Regions from separate parts of the Homo sapiens genome. Here regions 1 and 2 are each linked to region 3. A link is a loop called in an ENCODE intact Hi-C map of the cell type or tissue named here. Cell type or tissue: endothelial cell of umbilical vein. All regions are shown on one strand. Links, peaks and the distances in the headings refer to the core of each region. The heading gives the core; the rest is flanking DNA.

Evidence for each region. A loop is a pair of places that touch in the nucleus more often than their neighbours do. Peaks named below come from ENCODE experiments on the same cell type or tissue, not always from the same donor. Only the 100,000 strongest peaks of a DNase experiment are listed, where the experiment ranks them.
Region 1: it touches region 3 in a loop (3-fold over the local background); 4 of 110 quality-filtered maps call a loop at or near these places.
Region 2: it touches region 3 in a loop (13-fold over the local background); 26 of 110 quality-filtered maps call a loop at or near these places.

What each region holds. Positions count from the first base shown.
Region 1 is chr4:56,543,155-56,546,155 of GRCh38, forward strand. All of the region lies in intron 1 of SPMAP2L (sperm microtubule associated protein 2 like), which reads left to right. Among named protein-coding and RNA genes, the nearest start is that of SPMAP2L, 14 kb to the left of the region's middle. RefSeq lists a silencer at 1,471-1,660. In endothelial cell of umbilical vein, for the core only: a CTCF peak has its summit at 1,577 (motif pointing left); a DNase peak (open chromatin) is centred at 1,597; H3K4me3 peaks cover 350 bases.
Region 2 is chr4:56,047,752-56,050,752 of GRCh38, forward strand. It overlaps CRACD (capping protein inhibiting regulator of actin dynamics), which reads left to right and starts at 1,347. Exons shown (of 11, transcript NM_001393381.1): 1 at 1,347-1,548. RefSeq lists a silencer at 1,073-1,712 and an enhancer at 1,243-1,918. In endothelial cell of umbilical vein, for the core only: a CTCF peak has its summit at 1,347; DNase peaks (open chromatin) are centred at 1,370 and 2,190; H3K4me3 peaks cover 1,846 bases; H3K27ac peaks cover 795 bases.
Region 3 is chr4:56,300,023-56,303,023 of GRCh38, forward strand. The region is part of intron 4 of CRACD (capping protein inhibiting regulator of actin dynamics); the gene reads left to right. Among named protein-coding and RNA genes, the nearest start is that of AASDH, 86 kb to the right of the region's middle. In endothelial cell of umbilical vein, for the core only: a CTCF peak has its summit at 1,652 (motif pointing left); a DNase peak (open chromatin) is centred at 1,619; H3K27ac peaks cover 954 bases.

The DNA.
Region 1 (3,001 bases), core at 164-2,663, 240 kb after region 3:
CTCACTGAAAGCTCCGCCTCCCGGGTTCACGCCATTCTCCTGCCTCAGCCTCCCGAGTAGCTGGGACTACAGGCGCCCGCCACCACACCAGGCTAATATTTTGTATTTTTAGTAGAGACGGAGTTTCACCGTGTTAGCCAGGATGGTCTCGACCTCCTGCCCTCGTGATCTGCCCACCTTGGCCTCCCAAAGTGCTCGGATTACAGACGTGAGCCACCGCGCCCAGCCATGTTTTGCTTTTTAAAATAAAGTTTAGGGCTGGGCATGGTGGCTCACACCTGTAATCCCAGCACTTTGAGAGGCAGACGCTGGTGGTCAGTTGAGGCCAGGAGTTTGAGACCAGCCTGGCCAACATGGCAAAACCCCTTCTATACTAAAAATACAAAGATTTGCCAGGTGTCGTGGTGTGCACCAGTAGTCCCAGCTACTTGGCAGGCTGAGGCACAAGAATCACTTGAACCCGGGAGGCAGAGGTTGCAGTGAGCCAATTGCGCCACTGCACTCCAGCCTGGGTGACAGAGTGAGATTCTGTCTCAAATAAATAAATAAATAAATAAAATAATGTTTAAAGCTTTAGAACAACACCTAGCATTTAGGATTATGAGATTATATTCCCAAGAATAATTACTAAATCTGTTTTGAATTTCTTATTCCTTTCCTTCGCTTAACCTATTAATTTTGGTAGGGAGAACTCTGTACTTTTCCCATTCTAGCATATATTGAGAGAGAGAGAGAGAGAGAGTGTGTGTGTGTGTGTGTGTGTGTGTGTGTATGTGAGAGAGAGAGAGAGAGAGAGTGTGTGTGTGTGTGTGTGTATGTGAGAGAGAGAGAGAGAGAGAGAGAGAGAGAGAGATGGAGTCTCGCTCTCTTGCCCAGGCTGGAGTGCTATGGCCCTACCTAGGCTCACTGCAACAACCTCTGCTTCCTGGGCTCAAGTGATTCTCGTGCCTCAGCCTCCCGAGTAGCTGGGATTACAGGTGTGAGCCACCACGCCCGGCTAATATTTGTATTTTTTGTAGAGATGGAATTTCACCATGTTGGCCAGGCTGGTCTCGAACTCCTGAGCTCAAGTGATCCGCCCGCCTTGGCCTCCCAAAGTGCTGGGATTACAGGTGTGAACCACCGTGCCCGGCCCCAATACGTTTTCCTTGCCCAGTTCTTTGTTGAGAAAATAAAGCAATTGAGAAAGCACCTCTTAAGATGGGTTCTTTTAAGAGCTTGCATATACGGTAACCTTTACTGAAGAATAATTTTTTGGGGAAAATCATGCCTCATACTCAGTCATTTATAGTACTTCACTGGAAACTATTTTTTTTAACTTAGTTTCATGCAACACAAATCAGGAATAAACTTTGAAGAGGCGAAAAAACGTAAAAAAAATAGGGTTCTATTTGGCTTTCCACCAACGTTTTATAATTATGTTGCTCCTTGTATAACACCAGTTAAGACCTCATCCGAGAGATTTTTTTTTTTAAATTTCAACTTGTGTCGCAGTTCGAGTTGCTGGGCTCCGCTAGGCCGAGCCCCGCAGCCCTCCAGCCGCTGCCAACCTGCGCCCCCTGGTGGCCTGGTTGCCGGCCGCACGCGCTCTGGCTCCGCCGTCTGGAGCGCCACCTGGCCCGAGGGCGGGAGGGAGACTGTGGAGCAGTTCCAGACCCGCTTGTGGACCTGCACAACTACGTCATCCTCTGCAACACTGACCAGAAAGCTCAGCAACGGCAGCATTCTCAACAGGAAAGCCCATCGCAGGCTGCGCTTCTGTGTCCCCGAGACGACTGTCCGCAAGGTGGTGGCCAGCACGCCCGGGGCCATCGAGCCTGTCCTATACCACTGAGGACAATGCTGTCCACACAGACCCGCCCGGCGCAGCTGTGTCAGTGTAAATCCTAGTCTGCGGCCGGGCTACTGACATTTGCATGTGATTGACTAATCTATGAGAGAGAAAACAAACACAAGAAAGAAATACATGGTGATGAAGCCCCTGCTCCACCCTCCTCCTAAAAGATTCCACTGTTAGGAACAGCTGGTGTCTTTCTTTCCCTGGTAGAAAGCTCTGATACAACTATGCTAGGCTTTATTATCTATGCTTCCCTTATTTTTCTTACCCTTCTCCTGACTATTTTTCTCTTTCCTTGAGTTTTTCATCTAAAAACAGACATATCCTATTGTAGTCTGTTTATGTAAGCAACCTCAAATCCTTTTAGAAATGAAGGGAGGGTAGAAACACATAAACCAATGAAAATACATGTGAGTACATGTTTACAAAGTAGGTTTAACATTTTACTAATAATTTTCATGGCTACGTGTGGTGACTCATGCCCAGCACTTTGGGAGGCCAAGGTAGGAGGATTGCTGGAGCCCAGGAGTTCAAGACCAGCCTGGGCACCATAGTGAGACCCTGTCTACAAAAAATAAAATTAGCGTGGCTTGGTGGCACACACCTGTAGTCCCAGCTACTCGGGAGACTGAGGCACGAGAATCGCTTGAACTGGGGAGGTGGAGGTTGCAGTGAGTGATGATTGCGCTACTGCACTCTAGCCTGGGCAACAGAGAGACCCTGTCTCAAAAAAAAAAAAAAAAAAAGCAGTTGGAACCCTTAATAGTAAACACTTCCTTAACAATTACTTAAACATTTTTGTTTATGTTTGTTTGTTTGAGACGGAGTTTCGCTCTTGTCCCCCAGGCTGGAGTGCAATGGCATGATCTCGGCTCACAGCAACTTCTGCCTCCTGGGTTCAAGCGATTCTCCTGCCTCAGCCTCCTGAGTCGCTGGGATTACAGACGCCCGCCACCACACCCAGCTAATTTTTGTTATTTTTAGTAGAGATGGGGTTTCGCCATGTTGGCCAGGCTGGTCTTGAACTCCTGACCTCAGGTGATCTACCTGCCTTGGCCTCCCAAAGTGTTGGGATTACAGGCATAAGCCACCGTGCCCAGCCACATTTTTTTTAATTCACAGAAATTTAAGCAGAATCTTAATTCCTAAATTCTTAGAATTAAT
Region 2 (3,001 bases), core at 164-2,663, 250 kb before region 3:
TAAAACTCTGCATTATTCTAATTTGGAATAAAGCAGACATAGTTTAGGATATGTGCACACTGAACTAAGTATCTATATTCACGAAAATACAAAGCCATATATTATACTGATATTTAACTTAAATGTTTATCTAGAATAAACCAGTTGGATAAGGTAACATGCACTAGATTCTCCCAGTCTCAAGGTTGCTCCTTTAAGTCATGCAGTGAAATTACTAGTCCTTGGCCAATAAGGTGAAACCTCGTCTCTACTAAAAATAAAAACAAAAATTAGCTGGGTGTGGTGGCGGGCGCCTGTAATCCCAGCTACTCAGAGGGAGACTGTGGCAAGAAAATCGCCTGAACCCGGGAGTTGGAGGTTGCAGTGAGCTGAGATCGCGCCACTGCACTCCAGCCTGGGCAACAAGAAACTCCGTCTCAAAAAAAAAAAAAAAAAAAAAAGAAAAGAAATTACTAGTCCTATTTTTGGCATTTGGGACATCTGGCTCAATACTGGGTATAATTTAGGGCTATCTTTCGTATTTTGCATCTTTTGTCTAGTCATTTTGCTTTAAAATTTCCTGTTTAATAATGATATTCAATTATTTTTAGCATCCTTGCATACATAGTAAACTAAAAAGATCACCAGAAACTGATTTCCAGTAGTTGCACTGGCATAGTCACAACAAAAAGTATGAAGGAAAAGTCTTGTTTTCTTCGTTAGCCCACAAAAGGAGAAGTCATTTTCCTTAAAGCATCAAAATCAATATTTAATTTCATTATGGCTGGGGACAATAATGCACATTGTCAATGTCACTCCGTTCGGATGTACAGGGACTCAGCAATGCAATTTCTAGCCTTTCTATTTCTAGGTGGCATTTTCCAACTTACTCAACTCTCAGGAGTCCCAGTGCCATTTATTGTGGTTGGGACTCTGCAGGGCGAAACTTCTCCTGGGCTCCCGGTATCTCCTATTAGAGAGACTGCTGCGGGTAACAGGGACCGAATTTGCAACCTGTGGGGTGGTGACTGATGGTCCAATGTTCTCGCCACACGCAGGATGAGCCTCGCTGTGAGCCCACCACTGTAACCTCAGACCCCACGAGTTCAGCACTCCCTCGAGTCAGGCTTTGCAGAAGCCGGGAGGGCACTGGTCAACCCCACGCCCCTCCTTGGGGCCCGCTCCTGGTTTCTGGGCACCCCTGGGGAGGGGAGCCATCTGGTGTGCGCCACTCCCGGAGGGCGCGAGAAGGAAGCCGGCGCCTCACGCTCAGCTGTCCCTGGGCGAAGCCGGGCGGGGCGGCGGCGCGGGTCCGAGCGCCCGAGGCGCCGGCGGAGCATGTGACCACGCCGCGCGGGGCCGGGCGCGCAGTGCCGCGCGGTGGCGGCAGTGGGGAGAGCAATGGAGGCCACGGCCGACTGAGAGGCGGGTGCGCTGCTGGTGCTGCTGCCGCGGCGGCTGCTGATGCGGAGGCTGCCGCGCGCAGTGCCGCCGAGTCCGCCGCCCGCCCGGGACCGCCGGTCGCCGGCCAGCCGCTCTGCCAGCCGGAGCGCCAGGCGGGGACCTCAGGTGAGCGCCTGCTCGGCCCGCGGCCGGAGCCAGACAATGGGGACAGGGGCGGGCTTCTCTCCTCCACTCGCGCCCCTCCGGGCCGGGCCCCCGCAGCGCCCCGGGACTCCAGGGGACCTGGCCCCGGGGGCGTGGGCTCGGCGCGGCGGGCGGTGGGCTTCGGGGCGGTGTCCCCATGTGGGAGGCGCGGACCCTCCCGGAGGAACCTGCGCGCGGCTTGCGCGCTTTGGATCCCCGCAGGGGAACCTGCCGCCGGGCTGCACCCCGGGAACTTGCGGAGAATATGGGACCTCGCCTGCCTTCTCCTCTTCCCGCGCCTCGCCATCCTGTCCCCAGGTCCCTGGCTCGGTCCCGACCGCGGCAAGGGCCAGAACCAGACCTCACCGTCCGGGATCGCGGACGCCGTCCGGGCTCAGCCCTCTCCCCACCGCCCCCGGAGCTGCATTGCTTTGTTTAACCTCTGCCAGACCGTTTCGCACAAACTCTTGTTGCCCCAATTCTGATGAGCCACCAGTTTGATAGCTGAGGCAAGACAAAGGTTTCCCCTGTTTACCAAGGGCCGGGGCCAGGAGACTGCGCGCTGCCCGTGGTGTAAAATCTGTTTTCTTTATCTTCGCCCGGGGCTTGTTGCGATGGTTTTCCTGGCACTATAACCGTCCTTTCTTGCAGAGCTCTGTAGTGGCGAGATTGGACCTCCTAACCCTACGGATACGGTGGGTGGGGTATGGCTTTTTTTTTTTCATGATTATCAGTAAACAGAAGCCGACTTTGAATTTTATAATATGTGTTCTTGAGTTAGAGACATCGTAATCATTTTCTGAATTCTGAATTTTAAGAGAATATATATTTCAAGACACATTGATTCAGTGGAGGGGGAGGGGGAAGAAAACCTAGTAAGTACGACCATGTGTTGTGAAATTTTAATATGGTTTTAGGAATAATGGCTGGGAAACTGATCTGGTGTAGGTGAGGGAGTGTGTGTGTGTGTGTGTGTGTGTGTGTGTGTGTGTGTGTGTATTGGGGGTGGTAAGTGGTGGTGGTGGAGAGGGAGTGGTTAGAATACAAAGGATAAGGCAGTTTTAGAAAAAGATTCTTAGTAAATATCCTGTGGCAAATTTTTGATTCATTAAGTTGTGAGTTAAATCAATGTTTCCTTTAAAAATCACCTATAGTAATTGTGGAATTATATAAAAAATGGCTCACAGTTCTTTGGCATTGTTTGTGACTCAGGAATCTGAATAAAACAGTCAGTTTTGAGTAATTTTTAAAAAGTCAACAAAGAGAAGACTCCTTCACTACTGTCTCCTTTATCCTTTGGGAAAAGGGAATCCTTGTTCAGTATATTCAAGAGAAAATTGCCTATATGAAAAAAAATTTCAAAGGCAGCTTTGAAAAAGAAACATTTTGAAAAATATAATATGGTTGCATTACAGATCACTTCAACTCAGAAGTG
Region 3 (3,001 bases), core at 233-2,732:
AGCTACTCAGGAGGCTGAGGCAGGAGAATCACTTGAACCCGGGAGGTGGAGGTTGCAGTGAGCCAGGATTGCACCACTGCACTCCAGCCTGGCGACAGAGAGAGATTTCCTCTCAAAAAAAAAAGAAAATTATTTGTGAGGTGTTCTTGTTTCTATGGAGCGTAGGCTGTGTATTTTGTGATATTTTGTGGAAATTGTGTCTGGTCACATATTCCACATAACACCCAGCTAAATGTAGCATGTGGCAGACAGGGAAGTAGCCAAGAGACCTTGGAACGACACCCAACTTGCCTAGGTCTTGATGCCTGCTGCCACCGCTGCCCAAAGCCATAGTCCTGCCCTCAGGGCCAACCCCCAGACATGTCCTTCAAATCTTAGCATTTCCTAACTGGCTTCCATTCTTGGTTCTAGCTGGCCGTGCTCTAACACTTTTTATAGAAAAAGCAAGCTGTGACTTCTTATAGGTTGAAGAAGAGGGAAGTATGGTGATGGCCAAAGAAAACCTTGACCCCCCTCCTCCTTACCTTTCCTTCTTCAAGTCTTTTGATTCTTGCAATATTATTCCTAAGAAGTTGTGAACTTCTGGTTCATTGGATCCCCTTTCTAAGAGGAATGACTTACAGATTTCAGTTCACAAAACAGCTGTATTTTATGAGAGCTTTTTAGGAGTTTTTAAAAAATCAGATAAAAATCTCTTGTCTTCAATGATACCTGCTCTGTCACATCATACCACATGCCACTGCCACGCCAAGAAGTGGATTTAGTGTTGTAAAAAAGTATACTATATAATTCTGCAGTATTGGAAAGATAGAAACCCAATAAAAATATTTCTGTTAACAGTAAGGCGTGATTTTAAATAACCTGATGTCATAATTAATAAAATGTAAAATGACTAACTTCCCCGAAGTGACAATTGCATAAACACAGGAAGAAAAATGTGAGTAAAGCAGAATAACTGTTTAATTTGTGTGCGCTCATTTTGACAATATCTATTCAGATGAAGTCTGCCTAGTTTTGCTTCCGCTGCATGGATTCACAAGCTTCCTTTCAGCTCTGTAGTTATACTTTTGAAAACATAAAAGGCTTTGTTCATTCTTTGAGGAGGGAAATGGGGACCATTATCATAGAAAATGTGATTTTTTTTTTGGCGTGACTTGAGATATAACTGAATCATCCCCAAAAAGACTGTGCTTTATTTTTCAGTCGACTAAGCAGTATGTTCCTGGTAAGTCGTAGAAGTGATAGTAACTTTATTAACTTGCATGAATGCTTTGCATTTTTCCATGACAACGTGATGCTGGTATTGATGCTTAGTAAGCAGCCTAAGAGACCGCCCCCTTGTAGATGCCAGCATGGAATGAGAGAATTTAGTTGTGTCTGAGGCATGTATGTTTTTATGTCTGGAATTGTCTTTGTGTATGTGTGTATGTTTATTTTTAAAAAGAGAGAAGTAATGGAAAACACCTATTTGACAGTGTATGTCCTGGCAAGCTGATTAGCCACCATTATTAAGACATTCTTCTGAGATGAGATGTCTACTGGAGTGCCTTTTTTCTCTGTGGCTTAAGAAACTTCCCAGCCCTTCGAGTTCCTAGAGACCCACGGAAGGGTGTCTGTCTGTAATGCCTGCCTTTGGAAAGGCTGCCCTCTAGTGCCTGCACATGGTGGGCTCACCGAGAACTGTCTTAGTTTGCAGGTTGGTATCTCTCCACGGAGTACAGAAGAACTCAATACAGCAAAAACCAGCCTCCCCTTTCCTGAGTAATGTGAATCTACCATCTGCCACAATTTCTGTGGCAGATTTAAAAGAAAAAAATCACTATTTAAAAGAAAAATCACCATTTTTTTTCTAAAGATAAAAATAGTGCACGTGCAGAGTGAAAACAAATTTTAATATATGGGGCAGTTATAGGGACAAAACCAACAGTGGTGTCCTTTGTGAGGACTCTGTACATAACAGAGTCGCTCTGTGGCCAGTAGTGTGAATACCATTTGAATGAGTGACAGAATGCAGTGGAATATAAAGCCAGCCCCACCTGGCTGTATGGCTTTGGGTGAAGTCGTTCAACCTCTCTGGCACTTTCTCCTCCTGAAAACTAAGGGGCATGCACACAAGGGGTGATCTCAGGGCCCCTCCTGCTCTTAAGATCTGCGATCTCTATACAATCACTATTGAACTGCTGTAGCATGGAGCGGCTTCAGAAGCTTCGCACTTCGTTGCATTTCAGCTACAATGACCTTGACATTCCCTACAGCTGCCCACCAGCATGGATCAGGGAGGGTGCCTGTTTGTGTAAGATCAGACCGGGCTGTGAGGTATGTACCAACTGGTGATAAAACTCAGGGGTACCACAGTCTGAGGCTGCAGGTAATTGTTAGGATTATACCACACCTTTGTCAGGAAATGCTTAGTCTGTTTGTACCACGGATTATCTGGTGTAGGAGGGAACACCGCCATCCTGAGTGGCTTGTATCTCCCACCGAGCTGGATTTCACTTACAAATACCAAAGTCATACATTCGGGGATTTTGACACCTTACTGCAGCTGTCAAGGACACAAAGAATAAACACCCGCTCTTAGCCACTTCTTCCTAGAGCAGGATGTCTTTAATTCTGTATGCTTTTTCTTTTTTTTTATTATTATTCATTTTAACTATGGAGATACCTGTAGTTTGCTCAAAAAGACAGCAACTTTACTTATTTATTTTTTTCTGCTTTGCTCTTTAGACATAGTCTGAAGGATAGGAAAATCTAGACACTGGCAGAGAGCTGCAGAATATGGTGTGCTCGGCATTTCCACATTGTAGGAATAAGCCTTATAAATATGGATATGCATTCCTGTAATGTCATTCTCCAGCATTCCACATTACAACAAAATGGTCCAATTTGAATGAATAAAATATAGTTCCTTGTAGCTCACATTCCAGTCTCAACAGTAACTCCATTCATGGCCACCAGCAACATGGAGTGTCAGTTGAGGCACAGATTTCCACTCTCCCTT